Linked DNA regions of Homo sapiens: region 2 is linked to region 1. The links are chromatin loops, found by intact Hi-C in ENCODE. Cell type or tissue: endothelial cell of umbilical vein. All regions are shown on one strand.

Region 1 (5,000 bases):
ACCCCTCCTATGTGCCGGCGGCTGCCCACGACTACAGCAGCGGACTCTTCCACCCCGGAGGCTTCCTGGGGGGACCGGCCTCCAGCTTCACCCCTAAGCAGCGCAGCAAGGCTCGTTCCTGTTCAGGTAAAGGCAGGTGCTGGGGACTTCGTGGAAGAGGGGAGCATTTGCGTTTTTGTGGTGGGGAGCTGTGACTTGGGAGAGGTGGCAGTGTTGGTTTCCCAGATCTGGGGATGGGTGATGTCTCGCTCTAATAGCCCCCAGCAGATGTTTGAGACCCCCGGGTCAGGGAGAGGAGACTCTAAAACTTTTGCCATTTTCTTAAGTGCTTCCAGTGTACCCCCAAAGTTCAGTTCCTTGCCCCAGGGTTGGTCACTGCCTGACCAGAACATAGAACAGGAATTCCCCCTTTCCCTCCCTGAATCTTAAGTGAAAATTCAAGCCACCTCAGGACTTAGTATGTGAAGCGAGGGAAGTGACTCTGTATGTGCATGTGTTTGGGAGCGTGTGTGCATGTGTATACGTGTGTCTGTGTGCATGTTGTGTGTGCATGTTTCAGGCACTCCGGAGGTTCCAGACCATTAAGGAATCTGGGTCTCTAACTCAATCAGTCTGATCTTGGGATTTCGATGGCTCCCTGATCTCCTCGGGAGATTTTCCCCAGAGCAAAATTCCCAGGACCTGCTCCTGCTCCCTGCCCTCGCCAGGCCCTTCCCTCTCCCTCCCTGAGGGCTGGAGTGAGGGGATGAAGCTGCAGTGCCCCCGCCCCTTTTCCCGCAGCTGGCTGGGGCCAAACTGGGTTTGTCCAAGAATCTGGCCACAGAGCATAAACCCAGAAACTCGTGGCTAGTGTGGAGTTCTTGCTGTCCATGTCTCTTTCCCGAATCCCTTTGAGCCACAGAGGGGGAAGGTTTTTAAAACAGTTACTCCTGAGTGCAGGAACCACCTTCTCTTGCCAGGCTGTACTCCTCATTTAGTTTAAACTAAATCAAGAATAACTTCCTGGGGAACACGATGCCAGCCAGTGATCCTGCTCAACTTGGTCCCCAGCCCCAGCCCCCGCTGGCCCCAGCACCCGCTGAGCCCCGGCTCAGGGTCCTAGTTCTGCTCAGACCCGTCAGCTTGCCTTTTCTTGGTCCTTTCTCCTGTTTGTTTTGCATTTTATTTGAATTCCAGATGGTCTTTTAATTGAAAAAAAAAATACAAACAAAAAAAACCCAGGCCACTTATCTAAAAAAGAAAGAGCTTATTATTTATTTTATTTTAAAGAACAACAACTTCGATCCATTATTTCCAGGACTCAGAAAAATTCTAGAGCTTTGGTGGAAGAGGAGAAAAGTTGGGGAGAAAGAGGGAAATGCTTCTGGACTTAGAGCAGAAAGACGGGGTGGGGCAGACACAGTTGGGTAGAAAGGAGAGGGACAAAAGAGGAGAGGGGGAGAGACGCGCCAGAGCGGGAAGGAGAGAGCCTCCTGGGCCCAGCCAGGTTGAGCTGGGTGACTCCTGCCACCACCCTACCCTCGGCAAAGTTTGCAGTAAATACCCTCCTGGTTGCTCCAGAACGCCTGGGGCCCTGGGCCCCTCCTCCCCTCCTCCTTCGTTTCCATCCCTCCTGGTGAGGATTGGAAGCAGGGGATTTGGCTTTAAACGACTCTGGACCTGTGCCCCCTCCCATGTGGGAGACCCTCTCGTCCCTCTTCCTGCCCAGGCTGTTGCAGCCAGGCCCAGGCCAACCGTGTGCCTGAGAGGCACCGGCACTGCTCGGCTGGCTGCTTTCCTGCCCTGGACTCCCTCCCGAGAACTTGCCGGTTAAGCAGGCCCCCGTGTCTCTCCCTGTTCCCCTGCAGAAGGCCGGGAGTGTGTCAACTGTGGGGCCACAGCCACCCCTCTCTGGCGGCGGGACGGCACCGGCCACTACCTGTGCAATGCCTGTGGCCTCTACCACAAGATGAATGGGCAGAACCGACCACTCATCAAGCCCAAGCGAAGACTGGTAGGAGCGGGCACAGGTGGCTGGGAGGGGGCTGCTGGGCAGGAGCTGGCGGTTAATTACAGGGGAAAAAAACTCCTTCAAATGCAGACGCTTTGCCGCTTGAAATCCTCTTTTATCATGAAAAGCACTGGGATGTCAGTTGGGGTCGTCTCTCTTTCTGGCCAGATTCTTTCGGGCCAGATTTCCTCCTCGGGTATAGGGAGCCCACCGGGCACCCTTGCGCCACCCCACTCTGCTCCGGGATCCCCGAAGTTGAGTGTCCACGGGCCGGACTCCTGTCCTCTGGCCTCTGCTTAGCTCTTTTTTAAAAATAGGGCCATGAAGTACTTTTCCTTGTGGCTCAGCCCTCCCCGACAGCCCCGCTCACAAGCTCCTCGTGCTTATTTAAATAAAACACAAACTCACACCGGCCACTAAAAAAACCTGCCCTTTATTATTTTTCCATGGAGTCACCTATACTGTGTATTTTCATTTGAGTGATTTTAAAAAAATGCCCTTTCGGATCTCCTGCCGGAGTTTCCTATCCGGACATCTGCAGCCTGAAGATAAGGAAACTTCGTGTATCTGTTTCCGGACTCTGCGAGTTTTTAGAGTCTCCTCAGCTCAGTCCTGCCTCTCGCTGGGCTGTTTTGAAATTTCTAATACCCTCCACTCTGCAAATAATGCGTAAAATGCTAAGAATAATAAATATATTTTTTCAGGGCGAAGTGATTTATGAGGCTTAAATCGTTCCCTGCTTTGGGGGCCTTTTTTTCCCCTGGAGCGAGGGCGGGGTGAGGCCCGGGTGGGGGTAGAGGTGGAGGACGCGGCGTTGGCCCCTGAGTCAGAATTCCAGCTTCAGGCTGCTTACTCACCCCTCCCTGCCCCCGCGGCTGCAGTCCCTCTGTCCCTTCTGTGACCAGGCTTGGGCCTGGGGCTGTTCCAGGCTCTGCAGGCCTCAGCCCCCAGCCCCCCACACTCACCACCTGGTGCACTCCCGCCTGCAGTTCTCTGGGAAGTGTTGGGGGACCCCCTCTGTCACTGTGGGGCTGGCGTTGGTGGAACCGGGAGAGGGGATCTGTTTTCTTGGGTAAAGCCTCCCTCTAGCTTCTCTCTGCAAGGACCAGGCGCTCATTTCCAGACCCTACCTCTGCCAGGCATTTCCTGAGGGACTAGGACTCAGAGGGGCTGCGGGGTGGTTAAAGCTCTAAGGGTTGGGGTATGGGGGGCTGGATGGGGGGGATCAGCACTCACATCAGCTGGAGAGATGGAAAAGTTCTGTGTCTGCACTGCCCACTGTGGTAGCCCCTGGCCACATGTGAATATTGATCACTTGAAATGTGGCTCGTGCAATTGAGGGAACTGGGTTTTTAATTTTGTTAATTTGTAGTTAGATCTTATTTAAATGGCTGCCTGTGGCCAGCTGCTACAGTGTTGGACGGTGCAGCTCTGCACTCTGTAAACCTGCGCTGGCCTCAGCGACACTGACTCACCCAGGATTATGGATTTTGAGCGGAGTCGTGCTAGAGGAGACACAGAATCGGCCCCAGATCCAGGGGCTCGAGGGGGACCAAGCCGGCTCAGCCTCAGGATGCCTGTGCTACTAGAGAGCCCTTCTCAGGGCCTCAGTTTCCCCATTTATGGAGTTAGAGCGCAGGGTAGTTGGGGGAGGTAGCTAATTCTCCTCTGTAGCTCTTGCAATCCCGTTGATTCTAACATCAGGCTTCTGAGAGTTCTTTATTCCAAAGTTCTGTGAGTCTTGACTTATTTCGTTCTCAAATTCTAAAATTCCATGGTTCTGAGATGCTTTGATTCCCATGTGAGATTTAGCCCTCCTTGACTGAGCTGGTGGGGACTGGGGGTGGAGCGAGGGTCAGGGAGGGGGGTCGAGGTGGGCGTGGGAGTCCAGCCTGCTGACGCTGCCTTGCCCTCCCAGTCGGCCGCCAGAAGAGCCGGCACCTGTTGTGCAAATTGTCAGACGACAACCACCACCTTATGGCGCCGAAACGCCAACGGGGACCCTGTCTGCAACGCCTGTGGCCTCTACTACAAGCTGCACAATGTGAGTGCGCCCCGCCCCGGCCACCCCGCCCCTCCCAGGGGACCTCTGCGCTTTGTGCTGCCAGGCAAGAGGCCCCAGCCACAATATCCAGCTTGGCTTGGCTTGGGAAGCTGCTGCCCTGAGTGAGCGCCAGAAGGGCTTCCCGTAAGAGGGGTGCCTTGCCTCTGCTCAGGAGGTGGAGCTGGCTAGGACAGGGTCTCGGACTAGGGAAGTGGTTTCTCTGCTTAAAAAGGGTCAGGGTGGGGGGGAGGACTTCAGTTGGCTGGGCAGTGCTGGCATGCGGTGGGCAGAGCCAGGGAGGGTGTGGGTCAGCCCCATATGCCAGAACCCGCCCTTCCTGGAATGGTAGCCATCTGGTGATGGGACTATGAAGGTCGGGCACAATTCCTGGCTTCCTGGGACCCTCAGCTTGACCTGCCTCTGGTCCACGCTGTGGCGGGGTGGGAGGAATGTTGCTGGAGGAAGGAACTGGCCCTCTGAAAACTGGTGGTTGCCTCTAGGTTAACAGGCCACTGACCATGAAGAAGGAAGGGATCCAGACTCGGAACCGGAAGATGTCCAACAAGTCCAAGAAGAGCAAGAAAGGGGCGGAGTGCTTCGAGGAGCTGTCAAAGTGCATGCAGGAGAAGTCATCCCCCTTCAGTGCAGCTGCCCTGGCTGGACACATGGCACCTGTGGGCCACCTCCCGCCCTTCAGCCACTCCGGACACATCCTGCCCACTCCGACGCCCATCCACCCCTCCTCCAGCCTCTCCTTCGGCCACCCCCACCCGTCCAGCATGGTGACCGCCATGGGCTAGGGAACAGATGGACGTCGAGGACCGGGCACTCCCGGGATGGGTGGACCAAACCCTTAGCAGCCCAGCATTTCCCGAAGGCCGACACCACTCCTGCCAGCCCGGCTCGGCCCAGCACCCCCTCTCCTGGAGGGCGCCCAGCAGCCTGCCAGCAGTTACTGTGAATGTT
Region 2 (5,000 bases), 360 kb after region 1:
GGTTTCGAACTCCTGACCTCAGGTGATCCACCTGCCTCGGCCTCCCAGAGTGCTGGGATTACAGGCGTGTACCACCGCCCCTGGCCCATCAGTGATGTTTGAACTGTTATTTAGCACACACACACACACACACACACACACACACACAAAGGAACAACTCTGGTGGAAGTGGGGGCATGGAGCTGGTATCCTACACTCTCAGCATTCCCTGTCCCCACCCGTACTGGCCACAAAAGGATTCCACAACTGCTGGGAATGTGGTTTGAAAACCACTAGACCAAGTAATCCAGGGGATATTCCTCTGTGCTCTAAAATCCTGATTCTCCCTTTCTCTTTTTGGACTAGAAGGAAATCCTTCTTTCTGTGCCAAAAGATACAAAGACTAGGGCTGAAATAATAAGTGTAAAAAAAGTCTTTTTCCTTAATTGGACAATACACAAAGAAGTCAGTCCCATAGAATGCCTCACTTTGACTACTAGTTGGTGGAAAAGTTTCCTTCTCCATATAGAGAAAGGAATTGCTTCTTTTCTAAGAGTAATGACCAGGAACAAGTCAATGAGGGGCTAAGCAACTTTGTGGGGTGCTGTCTCTAGTGCTGATGAACCACATGCCCTAGTAACAACCTCAGCCTTCCAAGGCCTGGCCTCTGTTCTTTTAGGCCCTGAAAATGCCAAAAGATTCCATTCACTGATGGAAATCATTACCAAGTCCTATAAAAGCCAACGTGTAAAATACATGCAGCAAAACTGATGAATTCAAGTGTATGTGTTTGTGTGTGGTCTAGAACCTTAATTGAATTCATGAGAAGCCTTAATTGTGAGCTGTGTTGTAGGCTGTGTGCCAGGCACTTAGGTTAAAATGGTAAACAATCAAATGTGGTCTACACCCTCAAAAGGCCTGCAGTTTACTGGGAGAGAAAAACATTGACCCAGTAATTATGCAAATCATTAGAAACCTAGATTCAAAAGAAAAGAAAAAAGTATATAGAAACCTAGATTCAAATGTTAGAATCAAGATGTACAAGGAGGTGTGAGAGGCCGGGCGCGGTGGCTCACGCTTGTAATCCCAGCACTTTGGGAGGCCGAGGCGGGCGGATCACGAGGTCAGGAGATTGAGACCATTCTGGCTAACACGGTGAAACCCCGTCTCTACTAAAAATACAAAAAAATTAGCCGGGCGTGATGGTGGGCGCCTGTAGTCCCAGCTACTCGGGAGGCTGAGGCAGGAGAATGGCGTGAACCCGGGAGGCGGAGCTTGCAGTGAGCCGAGATTGCGCCACTGCACTCCCGCCTGGGCCACAAAGCAAGACTCCGTCTCAAAAAAAAAAAAAAAAAAAAAAAAAAAGGCGGTGTGAGACTGTGGAACTACTGTAATTGGATTTGATTTCAGGTCTGTCTCAATTCTAACATAAACTCTCCTGCACTCTGGGCAAGTCCTTCCCTTCCTCTGGATGTTAGTATCCTCTTCTGTAAAAATGGTGTCATACCATTTGCTTCTGAGGAAATCTCTCCTATTTGTTGGAATTCAGCCAAGGCAACATCACCTTCATGATGCCTTCCCTGGCTCTCCAGGCTGTTCCGGGGGCTTCTGCTCTGGTCTTCTCGCCACCTGGGTGTACCTGTCTCAGCACATCTCACGTTGCAAGTTTTCTAAGCAAGAAGTAAACGCATCAAGACTTTTATCCCTGTATCCCCAGTGCATTGTGGTGTCTGGCTCGTGTTTGTTGAACGGATGGATGGATGGATGGCAAGTACAATTGTGGTGCAGGTTGTGCTAATATCATTATGAAACCTGAAGGGACAATTTGCTGGCTGATTGTCTCAGCTGGAGTCATGGGACGTGATGAGCATTATTATATAGGTTTTGAAGCCTGAAGATTTCTAGTTCTGATTATTTGTGATGCTTTCTTGGGCGGATGGGCCTCTTTCCGCTTGTTTGTAGCTGCATGCGTAATTACACTACCTTACAGGGCTGTGGAATTTTGAAAACTGCAAAATGTTATTTACAGTCAACTGAACTCAGCAGGAACCTTATCTCTCGGTGGAGGATGGAGGATAGAAGCAGGGGAAGACAATTCCACGGAAACGGTGGTGGGTTGAGCTGGGCCTTTCCAGGGAGATGCAAAGGTATGGGAGTCAGAAAACATTGGTTAGTAACCAATCCCAGTTTAAGCTCTGAACCTCAGTTCTTCTGTTTCCAAAACGGAAATAATAACTTGAGATTTGCGTAAGAGTATGACGTTCAAATGTGCTAATGGATAGGACGGAAGGATTAGGAGTGGTACCCGGGGGCCACTGCCTCGTGCAACGCCCCAGCCCTAGATCAAATCCGGGGCGTGGTCCCACTGTGCTCCCGACCCCAGCCTCGGCAGGAAGCGCCGGCTACGGGGGAAGCCAACCCGGAGACACAGACGGAAGTGGGTGACCGGAGCTCTAGCAGCAGCCGCGATGGGCGCAGCCGTGAGCCTATGGAGAGCGGAGGTGTTCCCGCTTCCACCAATGGAAAGCCGGTCTAGGCGGGCCTTTGCAAATTGCCCTAGTAACGGCCGCATGGTAACTCAGGCGCCGGGCGCACTGTCCTAGCTGCTGGTTTTCCACGCTGGTTTTAGCTCCCGGCGTCTGCAAAATGAAGATTGAGGAGGTGAAGAGCACTACGAAGACGCAGCGCATCGCCTCCCACAGCCACGTGAAAGGGCTGGGGCTGGACGAGAGCGGCTTGGCCAAGCAGGCGGCCTCAGGGCTTGTGGGCCAGGAGAACGCGCGAGAGGTGTGGCCAGTGGACCAGGGAGTTGGGGGCTGCAAGCAGGGCTGCTGCGGCGAGAGAGCTGCTGAAGTCGGTGGCTCGGGGCGGGATGCGCGCGCCAGGGGTCTCCCGCCATTATTTCCTCAGGGAAGTGAAAATGGGCCAGGGGCTCGGGGAGGGGCGCCGCCCTGGAGCTGGGTGAGGGGCCGCCCCAGGATACCTAGTGACGATCCACTGGGGGCAGTTGACGGTTTGCCAACTCATGGACAAGTGCTGATATAAACCCACACAACCCCGTCCCCTTAATTCGTACCAGGCTCTATTCGCGACACTGGGATACAGCGGGAATTAAGATAGGAGCTTACATTTTAGTGTAGTGAGAGACGATAAACGTGTACACCAATAAATAAAAATAATTATCTTATCTTGGTGGGGTTAGTTACTGCAGGGCTTTGTCGGCCACGGTCAGGAAATTGGATTTTATTGTGAATGCAGTGGCAGGCTATGGGACGGTTTAAAGTAGGGAATTGACTAAACTTTAAAAGCTCATTTTGGTTCCCAGGATCCGGGAACTGAGGGAGAGAAGTGGGAATTATGGAGAAGAGCAATCTGGTTTATCCACCCCTCCAAGCATCCTTTTTGACCATTCCAATTAAATCTCCTTTTTCTAAGTGCTGGTGATGCCAAGTACTTTCACATACATATTATTTTTTGGCAGGTGAAAATATTGAGTTGGGGAGAGGGCACTTCACGTATATGCTTGACACTCGTTTTAGTAACGGTAAACCTGGGGTTTGCACCCACGTGTATTTCTGACTCCCAAATCAGTGCTCTATGATGATACAGCCACCCTCTCTGCCTGCTGTTCTCTAAGGTCACAGCCATGCCCCTTGGCCTTTGGAGAGCCTTAGCTTCTACAAAAATCTTCACTTAATATAAAGTTAAGCTACTGCCTCTTAGCCTGATTTTTCTAAATGGAAAGGCCTCAAAGAAAAGCCTCAGGTTTCCATTTTGAGCATCATCTTTCCAAAAAGGAAGTGTTTGACCCTGGCTTACTAAGCAGCTAGTACTGCAAGTAGCTAACATTGGTTGAGTGCTTTCCATGTGCCAAGCACTGTGCTAAGTAGCTATATGTCCACTGCCTTGTCATATCCAACGTATTAGTTGTCCCTTCCCCGCTTTAGTATGACAGTTTTCAGACACAAAAAAAGTTGAAAGACTTGTAAATACTTGTGTGCCTAAATTCTATAATTAACATTTTACTGTGCTGCTTTATCATATATCTTTTCATCTGTCCCTCTCCCAATCCACTTTTACATTTCAAGGTGAATTGCAGGCATCACTACACTTTACCCCTACACCCTTTAACCTGTGTGCCATTGACTAGTATGAACTCTGTTCAAGTGAGGAAATTCTGGTTCATAGAGGTCAAATAAGTAGGTCCAAGGTTACTCATCTGGTAAGTGCGAGAGCCAGTATTTTAACTCAAGTCTATGTATTTAAACCCAGAGTGCATGCTCTATGCCTAAGTGCATGCTCTATGCCTAAGAGTGATGCTGTATGCCTAAGACCCACCTCAGCTACCAGGTTCTTGTGTGACTCTGGTCACATCAGTAACCTCCCTGAAAAATGAGAGTTAGACTAGGTGATCTTTTAAAGACCCTTCCAATTCTTTTTAAATGTTAGAATTCAAGCTTATCTCACCTGAGAGTAGTTGGAGTGGAAATTGAGGGAGAATGGATGGAAGAGGTCCTGGTCTGTAAATAAACGCACATCTCCAAGGTTTGTAAAGTCTCTTCTACCTTGGGTTTCCCAAAGAGCTTCAGTGCTGGGGATTATGATATGACAGGGTTGTGTGGAAAGACCATAGTAGTTTTTTTTTTTTTTTTTTTTTTTTGAGACGAAGTTTTGCTCTTGTTGCCCAGGCTGGAGTGCAATGGCGCGATCTCGGCTCACTGCAACCTCTGCCTCCTGGGTTCAAGCGATTCTCCTGCCTCAGCCTCGTGAGTAGCTGGGATTACAGGCGCCTACCACCACGCTCGGCTAATTTTTGTATATTTAGTAGAGACAGGGTTTCACCATGTTGACCAGGCTGGTCTTGAACTCCTGACCTCAGGTGATCACCTGCCTCGGCCTCCCGAAGTGCTGGGATTACAGGCATGAGCCAACGCGCCTGGCTAGGTTTTTTATCTATTTAGAAATATAGCATCTGGGCCGGGCGTAGTGGCTCACACCTGTAATCCCAGCACTTTGGGAGG

Evidence for each region. A loop is a pair of places that touch in the nucleus more often than their neighbours do. Peaks named below come from ENCODE experiments on the same cell type or tissue, not always from the same donor. Only the 100,000 strongest peaks of a DNase experiment are listed, where the experiment ranks them.
Region 2: a loop joins it to region 1, with 13 times the contacts of the local background. A loop is called at or near these places in 1 of 110 quality-filtered maps.

The regions. Positions count from the first base shown.
Region 1 is chr3:128,480,853-128,485,852 of GRCh38, reverse strand. GATA2 (GATA binding protein 2) reads left to right here. Exons shown (of 6, transcript NM_032638.5): 3 at 1-126; 4 at 1,848-1,993; 5 at 3,909-4,034; 6 at 4,535-5,000. The coding sequence ends at 4,834. Among named protein-coding and RNA genes, the nearest start is that of GATA2-AS1, 5.8 kb to the left of the region's middle. RefSeq lists enhancers at 1,239-1,803, 1,804-2,368. In endothelial cell of umbilical vein, a CTCF peak has its summit at 2,571; DNase peaks (open chromatin) are centred at 682, 1,722, 2,582, 4,042 and 1 weaker place; H3K4me3 peaks cover 3,040 bases; H3K27ac peaks cover 4,261 bases.
Region 2 is chr3:128,121,350-128,126,349 of GRCh38, reverse strand. It overlaps RUVBL1 (RuvB like AAA ATPase 1), which reads left to right and starts at 2,538. Exons shown (of 11, transcript NM_003707.3): 1 at 2,538-2,766. The coding sequence starts at 2,626. RefSeq lists a silencer at 2,487-2,546 and an enhancer at 2,737-2,786. In endothelial cell of umbilical vein, no CTCF peak of the experiment used is centred here; a DNase peak (open chromatin) is centred at 2,439; H3K4me3 peaks cover 1,536 bases; H3K27ac peaks cover 1,353 bases.